2 separate regions of the Mus musculus genome follow, and region 1 is linked to region 2. A link is a loop called in an ENCODE intact Hi-C map of the cell type or tissue named here. Cell type or tissue: heart. All regions are shown on one strand. Links, peaks and the distances in the headings refer to the core of each region. The heading gives the core; the rest is flanking DNA.

Region 1 (7,824 bases), core at 1,242-6,241, 94 kb after region 2:
CAGAGTCTGGCCCAGGACCGGGTAACCAGAATGTAGGGTAAGGCACCAAAAACAATAGCAACAGTGTTTGGGGGAAAGAACTTGATTTTTCTGAAAAGCAAATCAAGGTAGTTCTTCTAGGGGAAGGCACTGTCGTAGGCTAAGTTTACAGCTCAGGACGTGTGTCTGTGCAACGCAGGGGACCCAGGCTCTTGCGCACGCTTAGGAAGTGACGTTCCACCAAGCTGCATTCTGAGCCTAGATTTATTTATTTATTTTTTAAGTCCTTAGAGGAGCACCAAGATCATTCCAGGCTCTCGCTGCTCTTCTACCAGCCATGATGCAGCCCTCAGGGTGCTGTCTGTAATACTCTTCACCCAAGAATCCAACCTCCAGCTAAGCCTAGCACCAAGTCTCCCTGCTTCCCCAAAGCCTCCAGTCCCCACAAGGCCAGAGTGCAGACTCTGGCCTCTCTCACCTCAGCTTCTAGCAATTCTGGAACAGGCTCCTCCTTGGTCAGCTTTGGGGGTTCATCAGTACCGCCTGCAGGTGTCCCCCCTGGATCTGTAATACCAAGCAAAGAGAGACTTCCTAAGCAGCTACTCTGTGGTGGGAGAATGGATCAGGGACAAAAGAAGCAGGCAGGCACTGGTCACATATGGCAGCAGCAGAGGGGGATCCCTAGTTGCCAAGGAAGGCAGACTCAGTCAGGTTGGATCTCGTTAGTGGGGAGTGAGCCAGGAGACAACAGAGGTAGAGCAGAACTTAGGCAGACAGAAATAGATGCTTAGCAACCACGGATCCTAAATCATCTGCAGAATGGAAATAGTGTCAGTCAGACCACGAGAGGCTGCTGTGTGTGGGGGTCAAGGGTGGAGCTGCTCAGTAAGTGCCAGGTAGCAAGTTCATTCATTCACTTACTCATTCATTTCTTACATTTCTGTGGTAGTAGAGATGGGGCTCAGGGCCTTAGGCATGTCAGATAAGCACCTACCACTGGACGCTTCCCCTGCCCTATCCGTTTATATTAGCAAAAGTATTTGGAACAATCTCGGTATGGCCCAGGGGCCATGTCATGGTGTTCTTGACAGGGGAACAATTTTGGCGGCAACAGTTTGTCAAGGCCTCAGTGTGAAGTGAAGGAACCAGAGGCTGCGGGGAGCCGAAGAAGGATGTGAGGCAGGAAAATAGCCGTCTCGAACGTGTGCTTTAGGAGAGCTGCTCTGCAGCCACCGGGGACAGGCGTGGAGGCCAGAGCAGGTACAAGGGAGAAACGAGAAGGCAGAGCCAAAGGCACAGGAGTCAGGCACGCCTGGGAAGTGGTACTGACCAGACAAGGGGTGGACTATTTGAAGACAGAGGAGCTGAAGAAGGCTCAGGCCCAAGGTGTTGCTCACTGGCTCTTAAGTCTGGGCATCTTTCTCTGGATGTTGGTCTCCTCGTGTACAGAGAGGACTCATGATAGAATCATTGGTCCCAAAAGATGACAGTGAAGATTAAATGCGAAAACAAACAACAGAACTTCGGAGTGCTCAGAGGAACGACTCACAGACAAGCGGTTCTGTTAGCTGTTAATCTACTGCTATTAATCCCTATGATTATTGGAATTATTTATTCCCTGAACATCTATTACGCATCCCACATGATCAAGATCGGTATGGCTGACAGGAGATGATAACAGAAAAAGACAATAAGCAAGCAAAGAAATAAATCTGCAAAAAAAAAAAAAAAAAGTCAGCTGGTGATATGCTCCCTACAGATCTAAGAAGCCGGAGGATTGAGGCACAGCTGGAGGTGATCTCTGCCAGGGTCAGGGAAGATTCCCTGAGGGAGGCGGGACCGGGTGAGAGGACATAATATAAGAAACAAGGACAGGATGGTGGGTTCAACTTTGATGAGAGGGCTCCTGAGAGCCACAGGGCCCTACCTCTCTCCTGACCCAATTGTGGGGGCTGAGTATCTTCAGTAATCACTTCTGGGGGTCCAGTTGGTGATCCAGGGCGGCTGGGCTGGGGCGTCCCCCCAGGGCTGGGCTCAGCACCCTTTTGCAATGAACCTTCAGAATGGAAACTCTGGTTGCTGTTCTCATCTGATGAAGCAAAAGCCGCGCGTTAATTAGCCAGAGATCCCCAGGGGATTCCTTCAGTCCCCCCCACCCAACTCCATTCCAGAATCTCTACATACCATTGAGATCCAGTAGGATGAGGGGGCCTCCCCCTCTGGGACTGGTGCCCCTACCACGTCTCTCCCGGCCACGGGATCTCTCTGCCCCGCCTCCTGCCCGCCGCCTCTCCTGGGGGTTAGAGAGGTAAGATCAGAGCTAGTTGTCTAGGGAGCTCTTACAAAGCCCTTCAATACGAATAAGGAAACCTAGGCTCAGAGAAGCGAAAGGTGCTGCATCAGGTTGTGTAGATTGAGTTAGGCCTTGAACTTGGAGAAAGTGTGTGTGTGTGTGTGTGTGTGTGTGTGTGTGTGTGTGTAAGTGCGCTCGCGCCCCCTAATAATCGTTACCATCTGCCTGGGCTCCACACTGGAGTCTCCAAGCCGACTGAAGGTGGAGGCCAAGGCTGGGAGGGAAATTGCTTGAGGCTGCACAGATGCAAGGCCTGTTGGGGGTTGGGGCTTGCTCACCTCCTCCTGGGGATCCACCACAGGCACCCACTTGAAGATTCGAAGGGAAGTGTCTCCCACAGTCACCCAGCGCTTCTCCCTGTGGGAGGTCAGGAGACTGGATCAGGGAGGCCCAAGGATGAGCCCCACAGACTGGAGGTCAGGGAGGTGTGCTAGGGTAGGGACAGCTTCGCTAACACTGGCACAGAAGCAGAAAGAGCCCTCAAACCCCAGGGCAAAGCAGAAACGGATATAACTTGGAGCTGCGGTTTTGCAGACACCTGGGGCACTCAGCAGGGCGCCACCAAGGCCTGGCCAGGGACTCTGGCAATGAAGACCCGGGGCCAAGCTTGCTAGAGTGTCAAAAGCTTCAGGGGGCGGGGCATAGATGAGGGCTCCCGCTCAGGGAAAGCACCACTCCGGACCACGCTTTGTAGACCTCTGGGAATTGCCGGGGAAAGGGGGCGCCCTGTCGATTCAGAGCACAGCTGGTGGGCGGGGGCAGCGGGCCAGGAAAGGGCGGACGCGTTTGGAGGAGGTGGCTTGGCTGTATCCCTGGCCCGGGGGCAGCGCTCACCATCTCCGGACCTTCTCGATGGTCGCCATCACCTTCTTGATGTCATCTTTGGCCCGGCTCCGGGTCTCGGCCCGCACGGTCCGGCCGGCCATGCTGGCGGGGCTGGGGCCGGGACAGAGCCCGTGGCGGGGCGGCCTGTGGTCCGGCGATCTCAGGCTGAGCGCCAGGCCCCAGCGCCGCTCTTTCGGCCTGCCGTCCCTCCGGGAGTTGGCCGCGCCCTCCCTCGCTCCCCAACGCCTCCGCGCGTCCCCGCCTGGCTTCCTAAGACCGCGCCCCGCCCCGGCCCGTCCCCGGAGCGGCCCGGGCGGCGCGGGCTGCTAGAGCCCCGGCCTGGAAGCCCGGCCAGCCCCGCCCCGGCCCGGGCCCGCCCCTCGGGGCGCACGGACGCACAGCGCCCTCTGCCAGCCACGGAGAGGGAGAGCTGGGGGGCAGCTGTGCGGCTGGACGCGCGCGGCCCGAGCGAGGCGGTGCGTTCCGGCCACGTGGGCTCAGGGGTGCGCGAGAGGGACTGTCCTGGTGTGCGTCCGCGGCGGGTGGGCGTCCCTGAAATGCTCTGTGCGCGCGTCTGCCCTCTCCAGGCTGTTTGATTCTACGCTGCCCAACTTAATTTGTTCATTCATTCATTGAACAGTCCCATGAACAGTGCCAAGTACGCGCCAGACGCTGCGAGTGGAGAGCGGGCCTCCTCAGCCAGAATGGCGGGAATGAGAAAGACCATGTAGATGGGGTAGCAGAGCAACTTGGCATTCCTTGAATCAGGTTGTGTAATTGGTAGAGATACTTTGGAAAACTGATAGTCTTCCAGTGAAAAACTTATACCAACCCCGTTTTCCAACACTTTCCACTCCCAAGCTATCAACACTCAACAGAAGAAATGTGTGCTTGCCTAGTTTTTTGTCAGCCTGACATAAACTAGGTCAGCTGGGATGAGGGAACCTTGGTGGAGAAAGGGCCTCAATCAAGATGCCCTATGGGTAAGTCTGTGGGGCCATTTTCTTGATGGTAGTTGATGTGGCAGAGCCCACACCACTGAGGGCAGTGCCACCTCTGAACACTCTAAGAAAGCAGGCTGGACAAGCTTTGGGGAGTAAGTCAGCAAGCAGTATTCCTCCAAGGTCTCTGTTTCAGTCCCTGCCTCCAGGTTCCTGCTTTAAGTTCCTTCCCTGACTTCATAACGGACTATCACTGCAAGCTGAACTACATTCTTCCCTCCACGAGGTGCTTTTGGTCATGGTGTTTATTACATCACTAGAAACCTCACTAGGACAAAATGTGGTGTCTGTATGAACACCAAGATATGAATACTGGAAAGTTTGGGACTCTTTTCACAGTAGCAACAACCTGGAAACAACACAAAGAATGGAATGGAAGGGGCTGGCGAGATGGCTTAGTGGGTAAGAGCACTGACTGCTCTTCCAAAGGTCCTGAGTTCAAATCCCAGCAACCACATGGTGGCTCACAATCACCCATAATGAGATCTGACGGCCTCTTTTGTTGTGTCTGAAGACAGCTATAACAATAAATCTTTATAAAAAAAAAAAAAGAATGGAATGGAAAAGCAATTACAACCTATTTCTACCATGGACACGGACAGAACAGCCAGAATCACCAGAGTCCAGCTATGTGCAACAGTGAAGAGAGATCTTGGATGAAAGAAGTCAGATGTGACAGCATGCATTAGAATAATAATTAGAATAATTAGAATTATATACATACATACCTACATATAATTCTATATATAACAGAAAACAAATACATTTTGGGGGGGGGGTCTGGACAGTGATCACTATTGGGACTACCAAGCAAAAGAAGGGGTTTCTGGGACCCGCTTGTCACACTGGTCTTAAGTCTGTCAAGATGTACATTTAATACTTGTGTAATATTTCTTGTGTCTATTATAGTTCAGCTAAAGGTTTACTTAAAATGGATGCTGTCAAGATGTCTCAGTGAATAAGGCATTTGCCACAAAGCCTGATGACCCAAGCTCAAAAATTGGGAGCCCATGTGATAGAAGAGGGAACCCACTCCTGACAGCTCTCAGACCTCCACACCTCTTACACATCATACACAGGCAAAATAAATGAGAGACGTTTTGGTTTTTCCTTTAAAAGAAAAAAGGCCAGATGTGGTGGCTCACACTTTAATCCCAGCACCCAGGAGGCAGAGGCAGACAGATCTCTACATGTTTGAGGTCAGCCTGGTCCAATAATGAGATACATAGTAAGACCCAATCTCAAGAAGAAAGAAAGAAAGCGGGGGCTGGAGACGACGACGTGGCTTCCTGGTTAAAAGCTCTTACTGCTTTCCCAGAGAATAGTAGTTTGGTTCCCAGCACCCATGTCGCACTGCCTGTAAATCCCCTCCAGGGGAGTCCATGCCTTCTTGTCTCCTCCAGCACCCACTCAGACGCACACATGGCCCCGACACACACTCAAATGAAAGGGAAGAAGATGAGAGTGTCTCGCATGATTTTTATTTGAAGCTGCGCTGTCACTAGATAGGACGAGTCTGCTGTGCTATGTGTGTGAGGGGTGTCTGTGACGTTTTGGTGTGACCATGTCCACCATGACTGGCAGCGTTTCCAAACGGTAAGAAGTAAAATCTCTGCTTGTCACACCTGCGTGACCGTGGGCAAGTCATTTGTCTCATTGCCTCCTCTATTATGGAATGAGTTAATGTGTATATACAAGCATTCAGGATAGTGCTTGGCACACATGAATACCCAATACATACTGCTGGTTAGTGTGTGTGTGTGGCCACTGCTGACATTGTGGCCTCACCATTCACCTATGGTGTGCTCTGCCAGTGAACTTTGTTCTGACAGTCTGCTTGTGTTAACCCTCTCACGCAGGCTTTTCCAGTTTCCTTTCTCACAAGCTCCACTCAAGTGGAAACTTCTGGTTTGGAAAGTCAGTTATATCAAATGATAGTTTGCTGGGGCACACAGGTGAAAGGATGTCTTGTTAAGCAGACACATGAAAGAATGTTGTCCTGAAGCAGACACAGGTGAAAGGTCCCATGATGAAGGAGTAGAAATGTGACCCCAGGGTCAGTGGGACACTGAGCATTGGTGTGGTTTGCTCCGCCTTGCTGTACTTCCCTAAGAACACGAGTGTATTGGTTCACCTTACATACTGTTGTTGAGCTCAACTTGTGGTTACACCACCATTGAGAGAAACCCAGCCAAGAGCTGCTCCTGAGGTTCCTGTGGCAGCTGCTGCTTCAGTGGCCTTGGGCCAGTTGGTGAGCCTTGCAGTTTCTTCAGGATTAAACTACAGCTGCTGGTTTGTGCATGGCGTCTGCCTGCCTAGAGGACTGGACTGTAGCTGCTGAGTGTTTGGTGTTTGCTATGGGACTGAACTGCTGACAAAGGAGACCAAGCTTGCCCCCCAAAGAACTATTGCTGAGAAGGTCCACCTCCCCCATATTCTAACAACTTTTCTCTTCCACTGCCTCTCATGGGTGGTGGGCAAGAGGAGAGGTTAAACGTTTATTAAAAGTAGGTTGCAAAAAGAAAAAAAATATATGCCTATACTCCTTCATCTGACGCCTCATCATCTGGGTCCTCTCTGTGCCAGAGCCAAAGACAAGAGTAGGTGCTTGGGAACCAATTATAGAGGCAAGTGTGTCCAGTCCTTTCCGTGTCTACCCCAACGTTAATGAGTTGCTGTTCGGGTGTGACCTCCCTGAAGCTCGTGCTTGCCTGTGTAGAAGGCTGGGTCTGAATGCCTTAGTACACACACAGATGTGTGCGTGCGAGGGTCTCTAACGGTAAGGTGAGGAACAGTCTCACTTCTGATCAGTGTGACAGAGAAATTAGAAGGCATTTAAGATAACTAGACCAGGGGGTGCGTGCCTTAGGTGGACCCTAATCTAAACAAGGCTTCCCTGGCCTCTCTTTGTCTTCCCCAAAAAGGAAGTCCTGCCTGCATTCTTCTCCTGCCAGCCTTGCACCTTTCCTCTCAGGTTTCCCAGCTTTTCCCTCCAAAGCAGCCAATAAACAGGCTCTACCTCAGGTCTGAGCCTGAGTCTCCTCCCAACAGGACACAGAACTGCCTTAAAGGCCCAAGTTCCCATTCACTGTGCCAACACCTGCCTCCCAATTCTGGCCCCTTCCCAGTCTAAGCTCACAAGCCGGTTACTGAGCTCTGGGCCAAGGAATTTTGACTGAAAGTAATGGTGGGAAGGAAATATTTGGGGTCTGAACTATGATTGGCCGAGCCCGAGCCACGCCCCTAGCCCTTTCCCCCTTTTTCCCCCTCCCCTCCTCCTCCCCCGGAGGGGTGTGTTGAGGGAACCTGGATAAGCCTGGGGCCAGCATGAGCCAGAGGGAGGGAAGTCTGGGTAAGGGGTTGAATGACTTGATCCTGTGTCCTTGGTGAATAGGAGTCGGGGGGATCGAAAGCTGGGGTTTGGATGTCTGTCAGCACCACCCCACCCCCAAGTCTGGGAGGGGAACGGCCTGGGCGGGGGAGAGGAGACGCCGGTGTCAGGTAACCAGCGGGTGAGTTGGGAGAAAGAGCAGGCGCAAGGAATTGAGGCTTCAGGGCCTTGGGTTCAGGGGTTAGATCACCGAATATATATGGGTGAGTACACCCTGAAAAGGGGCTGGGGTCGGGTTGGAACAGGATAATAGTGCTTCTTGAGAATTAGGAAAG
Region 2 (7,824 bases), core at 1,444-6,443:
GCTGGATGAGGTGCGAGCTGCGAATGAAACTCTTGCCACAGTCAGAGCACTTATAGGGCTTCTCGCCGGTGTGGATGCGCTGGTGGCGGATCAGAGTGGAGCTCATGATAAAGCTTTTGCCGCAGTCGGCGCAGATGTACGGCCTCTCCCCACGGTGGATACGCTGGTGGTTGATGAGGTTAGAGCTCACACTGAAGCTCTTCCCGCACTCGGGGCACTTGTAGGGCCTCTCGCCCGTGTGCGTGCGCTGATGGCGCAGCAGGGTGGCACTCAGTGTGAAGGTCTTGCCACAGACGGGGCACTTGAAGGGATCCTCGCGCAAATGTGTCCTCTGGTGCTTGATGAGCGTGGAGCTGTGGCCGAAACTCTTGCCACACTCCAGGCACTCGTAGGGCTTCTCCCCGGTGTGTGTGCGCTGGTGCTGCGTCAGCTCCGAGCTCTGGATGAAACTCTTGCCGCACTCGGTGCAGCGATAGGGCTTCTCGCCTGCATGGATCTTCTGGTGCTTGAGCAGGTTATGATTCTGGCCAAAGCGCTTGCCGCACTCCGGGCACTTGTAGGGCTTCTCACCTGTGTGCGTGGCCTGGTGCTGGATGAGGTCCGAGCTGCGGTAGAAAGCACGTCGGCACTCGCCACACTTGTAGGGCTTCTCCCCGGTGTGGGAGCGCTGGTGCTTGATGAGGTTGGTGCTTTGTGTGAAGGCTTTCTCGCACTCCGTGCACTTGTAGGGCTTCTCGCCCGTGTGCGTGCGCTGGTGCTGCACTAGATTGGAGCTCCAGCTGAAGCACTTGCCACAGTCGGGGCACTTGTAAGGCTTCTCGCCTGTGTGTGTGCGCTGGTGCTGCACCAGGTGCGAGCTCTGCGTGAAGCTCTTGCCGCACTCTGAGCACGTGTTGGGCCGCTCCCCCGTGTGGATTCGCTGGTGCCGCAGCAGTTTGGACCACTGGCTAAAGCTCTTGCCACACTCGTTGCAGATGTATGGCTTCTCGGCCCCAGATGGGCGTCCCTGCACCAGCTCCCGCAGGCTGGGTTCACTGGCAGTGACTACAGGTGTGCTGTTCCAGGGGGTGAGGGTTCCCCACTGCCAATTGGTCTCACAGGCCTTGGTCCACTCTGACGGGGAAGGGACTACCTCGGGGGCTGATGGGTCCATAGGGGTCTGGTGATCTAAGGGGGAAGAACCCAGGGGGGTTGGGGAATCCTGAGGGGCTGAGGCATCCTGGGAGGGGCTCTCCAGGGGCATCTCTGATGGGTCCTTGGATTCTGGACTCTGAGCCGGATCTCCCAGGATGATCTCCTCCCCAGAACTTTCCTGCTGAGGGCTCTCCTCTTCGTTCCCACTTCCAGCACCTACAGACAGAAAGGGAGTCTCCAGCCCCCATCTCCTTTCAGAACATGGGGTCTGGTCTCTCTTCCCTCCCCTGTGACTGCCCACAGTCCCTTGTGCCCCTCACCTCTATGAGCCTCATTCTGGCTCTCTTCAGGACCCTGCAGATCCGGGCCCCACAGCACCGTCTCAGGCTCCATCCCACGGCTGCAGACTGTGAAGGTTCCAGGGTCTCTGGTGGGGAGAGATGGGTACACAATGGGACCAGGTTTAGTGCTTTTCTTTGTGCTCCCACTTGTGTGACTCTCGGGGACCTGCCGCCACTCACTTCTCCGACACCATTTCTCACTGAGCCCCTTAGTCTCAAAGGCCTGGTTCCAAATACTGCAAATCTTCCAGATTGCAATGAAGCAAGTCGGTGAATGGAGAGGCAATGGAAACCCCATCGTCATAACCCTCTGTACCTGCACTGAAGGCTGGAGCGCTATCCAACATTCAGATGGGAGGCAGGCTTTCACCCCACACATCTGATGCCCAGAGGCCTGGAAACGTGTTATTTTGCAAATCAGAGGAAGCTCATTAAGACTCCAATTTTCTTCCTTTATGGGACTGCTAATTGAGAGCAATAAACTTTTCCCTTATGAGCCCCAGAGAGAACTGAGACTGACTCTTTTTAAGGGGTTAAAAAAAAAAGTTTCCCTGAAGGGACAACTACTCACAAAGAGTGGGGGCAGTTTGCCATTCTCCAAGCACAGAGGATAGCCTATGGGTGGGAAGGGGAGTCTGAAGTCAGGGGCTCCTACAGGAGACGAAGGCAAGGAAAAGGGGAGCCTGACTCGGTGGCATACTTGGGAGATGGAAACCAGAGGATCAGAAGGTCAAGGTCAAGGTCAGTCCCAGCTACCCGAGACCTTGTCTCAAACAAAATGAAGGAGAAAGGACAAGCAAGGAGGGGAGGGAAGCAAGTGTGTAGAGAGCATAGGTGACTACCAGGTGTCTTCTTCCTTTCACTGCCTTGAGAGACTTAAGAGTCATTTGTCCATTTTACAGATTAGTAAGTAGACACTGGGGGAAATGTCTCCAAGGCCCCAAGGCGGGAAGTAACAGGGCTAAGACCACAAATTCCGCGTTCTGTGTTTGGCTTGCCCTGTGGCATGGGTTGACCTTGACAGTCACATGAGACTCCTACTTGTGGTCTCCTGGCAGGAGAGGAGGAGAGCTCGGAAGCCCGAGAATGAGCCAGAAAAGTGCAGGGAAGCCCAGTTCCCTCGGCTGCAAAAGTCAGACCCAGTGAGGAGGTCTGAGAGGCTGCGTCTCTGAGCTCTAGGTACGGATGTCCCCAAAGCCACCCAGACACACACCTGGGGACCCATCCTTCTGCCTTATTCTTTTTGTTGATGCTTCATCACACACCTAGGACAAGTACCCAGTAAAAACTCTGCTGGAGGACTGAGTGAGCTGGACACCTCATGCTCCCAGAAAGCCAGCCTATCTTGTTCAGTGTCTTTTAAGATCAGTTTGCAGATCGATGTCAGAAAAGTGACATAAGTTCGTCAGAGTGAGCCCCCAGGGGAAGGAGTCATATCTGTCACTCAAAATCCCGGGGGTGATCCCCAGGAGAGAGAACAGGGCTGCAGGAGGGCGCTGACATCTAACGGAATCCCTGGAATAATCTACCCTCGGGGTGACAGTGTGCATAGGTACTTTGTGCACAGGGACAAAGAGGACAAAGCTCACCAAGAGGTAGCTGGGGTGTGAAGCAGGTGAAGCAATGGACAGCTGACCAACTGCTAATGCAGCCGAGAAGTGAGTTAGCCATCCCCTATCTCTAAGTGTTTTTAGGGAGAGATGGGGGCCCCCCGGAGAGGAGAAGGTTACCCTGCTGAGCTGACCGAGAACAGGTAGGAGCTTAGATACTTGGACAGAGAAACTTAAAACTCAAGGGCCTACCGTAGAAGGGAAAGAGTTAATAACCAGGCCACATGCAAGAAGTAGCAAAGACTGCGAGGCGACTACTACTGGGAACCAGCCCAGGCCCAAGAGCGCCAGCCTCCTGCCCCGGACGACCCCCAGAGGACCGAGGCGGGAAGGACTGCCGGAGACGGCTGCCTTCCCGCGGAGGTGCGCGCGGCCCAGGGTGACCCTGACCAGGAGGCAGCGGGACCGCCCTCGACGCCGCCCCCCGCACCCCGGCGGACCAAGACTTGAGCGCCTCCGGCCGGGAGCACCCACCCTGTCCCCGGCTCCCAAAGCCCAGGCGAGCCGCCGGCGTTCCCTCCCCGCCGCGGACGCCCAGGCTGCCCGGCTCCGGGAGAGCGGCGGCCGCCTCGCCGCCCCCGGCCGGACTCGCTCTCTGGGCGCGCGCGCCTCCCCTCCCCCACGGCGGTCCCCGCGCGGTTCTCACAATCCCCCGGCCGCCGTCCCCCGCCGCCCCGGGCCCGGCCTGCGCCCCTCGCCCGTCGCCGCCTCCTTGGCCCTATTGTTCCCCGGCGGCTGTCCCGGGCCTCCAGGCCACCCCGGGAACCCAGGCGGCCCCAACTCACGGCTCTGGGGTCTGGGAAAAGCCGAAAGGCAGAGGCCAGCCCCAGGGGACTTAACCCCTTAAGTGCCCTGCCTCGGGGGACGGGCTAGATGCCGGGAACTCTAGGGTCCTTCTCAAGGGGTGATTCCAGGCTGAGGACCCGGGGACCAGTTCAGGGTGACTGGGACGGAGCAGGAAGTGACCCCAGCTTCCCGGGCCCCTCTAGCCTGGAGTCAGAACATCAGCTCTATGGGATTTAACCCTTTGCCTCCCACAGCCTGGGAAAAAATGAGGGGGTGGGTATGGAAGCAAGGAGGTGGCTGATGACGCCCCTCTCCCAGTGTCTAGTGGAATCACGGAAGATCAGCTTTTGGGGGAGCTCAGAGGCCGGCGAAGGTCTTCGGATTTCTGGCCATTCTCTCCAAAGACTCTGCCAGCCGCTCAGTTAAGCTGATCTCAGATTCGGCCGCCGCGGGTCCCCTGAGACCCGCCTTTGTTTGGACTCACCCAGGACTGGGGCTGGTATGCCTGGGTTGGTGATTAGGAGGTGAAAGCAAAGGTTGGGTGGGCTGACCTAGCGGTAAGAGCAGAAGCTAATGGGCCAGGCAAGGCTACCCAGCGCTACGGACCCTCTTACCCACCTCTCACCCCCCCACCGGTGGTCAGGTCTCCCTGGAGGAAGAAACTGACAAGGTAGGCAAGCATTACCCCTTCCCAGCAGCTCGGTGGTAAGGTATGCAACTCACTGCAGGGCAATCCTTCCATAAACTTAGGGAGCAAGAAGTAGTGGTGAATTCCTGTAATTCCGTTGCTTGGGAGACAGAGGCAGGAGGACCTGAAGGTTCAAAATATTCGTGGCCCACATAGCTCCAGGCTACCTAGCGAGACCCTGTTTCTAAACAAGGAACCTCACAGGGCTCCCAAACTGTTCCTGCTTGTGTCTCATTTTCTCCCCACCACATCCTGAGAGAGGACTTAGAATCATCCCCATTTTACAAGGCAAATTAATCAAGACATGAGATGTGAGGTAAAGTTCGAGGCCACAGTTTTCAATGAACCCAGGTGTGAGGAGACCAGAGTTGAACAATTGAACATTCTACCCTCAAAAAGTTCCATAGTAGCTAAGCACACCACCTGTAATCTTCAGCCATTAGTAGGCTGAGGCAGGAGAATCAAGAGTTGGACTTCAGGATCAGCCTGGGATGCACAATAGGACTCGTTTCAAACCTTAAATAAATAAATAAATAAATAAATAAATAAATAAATAAATAAATAAATTCCAAGCCCTGTATGGGAGTGAATAGCTGTGACTCTAGCACTGCAAGCTGACACAGGAAAATCACCATGAATTAAGACCAACCTAGGTGAATATATACTGGCTGGGTCAAACCCCCCTCCCCCACACATGTAGCAGATGTATATAGCTCGGTCTTCATGTGAGTCCTCCACAGCTGGATCAGGGGTTGTCTCTACAGCTTTTGCCAGCCTGTGGATTTTGTTCCCCTAACTGGGCTGCCTTGTCTGGTCTCAGTGGGAGAGGATGCATCTAGCTATGTTTGATGTGCCAGGGTGAGGGAATAGAAACAGGGGAGGCTCCACCCTCTCAGAAGAGAAGGGAAGGGGGATAGGGGCAGGCCTGGGAAGAAGGGGGCAGCAATGGGGATATAAAGTGAATAAATAAATTAATGGGGGGAAAAGACCAACCTAGGCTACACAGTGAGGCTACATGTTAAAACACCAATAAATAAATATTGACTTATAATAATGAATAACGTTCAAAATTTAAAGACTGCTATACTTAACAAATCAATGAGAAAACTGCTTCAGTTTGTAAACTGCTAGTTAGTAAAATGCACCCTGACAGCAAACTTGCCTAAGATAAGGACTGCCCTGAACTGCAAGCTAAACTTAAGAAACTGCCTCTATTGTCCTTGCAAGACAATGGGTCCTGGGAACTAACCACTAGTTTTGTTTAAAAAAAAAACAAAACAAAACAAAAAACTGCTTGCTTGCTGGAGAAAACTAAGGCACCTGCAGGATGTCTGTTGAAGTCAGACACTGCTTACATAAAGGCAGGATGTGAGTTAACTCCCTGAGCCCCGAAAGCTATCACTTTGTAACTTTGTGTGTGTGTGTGTGTGGGGGGGGGTCTTTATAAACTCTGTATTAATAAATCTGGGCCATAGGCAGAAAATTCTGGGTTCCTGGTATGGTCCTGGCAGTTTTTGTTTTTTTGTTTTTGTTTGTTTTTTGAGACAGGGTTTCTCTGTATAGCCCTGGCTATCCTAGAACTCACTTTGTAGACCATGCTGGCCTCAAACTCAGAAATCCGCCTGCCTCTGCCTCCTGAGTGCTGGAATTAAAGGTGTGTGCTACCATGCCCGGCTCCTGGCAGTCATTTTTTAAAAAGCTTCTTATTTAAAAAAAAAAAAATTAGGGGGCTAGAGAAATGACTCTGCAGTTAAGAGCATTGACTTCCAGAGGTCCTGAGTTCAATTCTCAGCAACCATAGGGTGGCTCACAACCATCTGTAATGGGATCTGATGCCCTCTTCTGGTGTGTTTGAGTTCAGCACCAGTGTTCTCATATACATAAAACAAAATAATTTTTAAGAATGGTATTGATTGGTGAATCTCTGAAAGACCCCAGACTCACAAGACTCTGTGTGTGCGTGTGCGCATGTGTGCACGCTGAGTACCTGTATGTATTCACACATGTGTATGTGCCACATACGAAGAAATCATAAGATCCTGGAAAGACTATCTGACCAGGGCATGATGGGAAAGCTAAAGCTCAAGCAACCCCAGTCTCAGTATTGCAAGGGGATACAGTTCTCTAGGCGTCTGGGGTTAGAGTGTGGCTCCAGGCTCCCTAGCACCAGCTCCCTTAACCCACTTTCCTGTCAGAGCATCTCCAGGTTGCCTCAGTAGTTCCCTTAACTCCTCCCACACAGTCAGGTCTTTGCAGGCCTTGGTTCCCTACTTCTTTTGTTCCCCATACCCTGTGACTGGGAACTCACACTATGCTATCTCTTTTTACAGGTTACAAACCATTTTTGCTTGAGCAGGTGTTTGTCTTTTGTGTTCTTTGTGTTCCCTGCTGTGTCCCCCCCCAGGGGCCCAAAACAACTGTAGCGCCTACTCAATTTGTTGAACAGACTGCAAAAGCTGGGCCCAGCCCTGGGGCAGGGAGAACCAGGACAGCTGCCTGCTGGGAGGTGCAGAGCAGTGGCTAATTAGGCCAGCGGGGGAGGGGGGTGGGGTTGGGGGTTGTTTTTGCTTGTTTGCTTTCTGTTTTAGCTGGGCTAATTGCTACTTCATTCAAAGATAAGTACGTAAAAGCCTACTCTCCTACCCTTATCCAGAACTCAGAGGTCAGAAAAAGTCCACCAGGCCAACCCTTTTCCCAGGGAGAGTGAGGAATGGGAGGTCCTGCTCCTAGAGAGGCAGGTGATGCGCTGACCCTATGCAAAGCTGATGTCTCCTTGCCCATGGGCAGCTCGAATGATATCTGTGTGTGACTCTGACAGGGGAACTTTGGGAAGGATAAAGGTGACCCTTCCCCATGCCTTTTTTTGAACAAAGCCCTGTCCATGTTTCAGAAATGATTTACTGTTGGGAGCCGCCCCCACATTCGCCGTCACAAGATGGCGCTGACATCCTGTGTTCTAAGTGGTAAACAAATAATCTGCGCATGAGCCAAGGGTATTTTATGACTACTTGTACTCTACCTTTCCCGTGAACGTCAGCTCGGCCATGGGCTGCAGCCAATCAGGGAGTGATGCGTCCTAGGCGAAATATAACGCTCCTAAAAAAGGGGACGGGGTTTCCGCCATTTCTCTCTCGCTGGCATCTCTCTGGCTCTGCGCGCCCTGCGCTCTCTCGCTGCCTAAAGATGTAAACAATAGAGCACGCTCTGCGCCCCGGCGCGCCAGAGCTCTGGCTCCTAAAATTATTGAAGGGGCTTTTCGTTTTTG

Evidence for each region. Hi-C counts contacts between places; a loop is a spot of excess contacts. Peaks named below come from ENCODE experiments on the same cell type or tissue, not always from the same donor. Only the 100,000 strongest peaks of a DNase experiment are listed, where the experiment ranks them.
Region 1: it touches region 2 in a loop (2.7-fold over the local background); 1 of 42 quality-filtered maps calls a loop at or near these places.

Annotation. Positions count from the first base shown.
Region 1 is chr7:127,705,270-127,713,093 of GRCm38, forward strand. It overlaps Bcl7c (B cell CLL/lymphoma 7C), which reads right to left and starts at 3,497. Exons shown (of 6, transcript NM_009746.2): 1 at 3,167-3,497; 2 at 2,611-2,689; 3 at 2,164-2,272; 4 at 1,907-2,068; 5 at 458-543. The coding sequence starts at 3,258. It overlaps Mir762 (microRNA 762), which reads left to right and starts at 3,218; the gene lies at 3,218-3,293. It overlaps Ctf1 (cardiotrophin 1), which reads left to right and starts at 7,434. Exons shown (of 3, transcript NM_007795.2): 1 at 7,434-7,510. The coding sequence starts at 7,486. In heart, for the core only: CTCF peaks have their summits at 3,038 and 3,649; DNase peaks (open chromatin) are centred at 2,082, 3,022, 3,472 and 4,182; H3K4me3 peaks cover 2,537 bases; H3K27ac peaks cover 2,470 bases; H3K27me3 peaks cover 36 bases.
Region 2 is chr7:127,611,213-127,619,036 of GRCm38, forward strand. Zfp629 (zinc finger protein 629) reads right to left here and starts at 4,060. Exons shown (of 3, transcript NM_001362196.1): 1 at 3,871-4,060; 2 at 1,455-1,561; 3 at 1-1,350. The coding sequence starts at 1,527. In heart, for the core only: a CTCF peak has its summit at 3,450; DNase peaks (open chromatin) are centred at 2,569, 3,429 and 4,059; H3K4me3 peaks cover 2,523 bases; H3K27ac peaks cover 2,172 bases.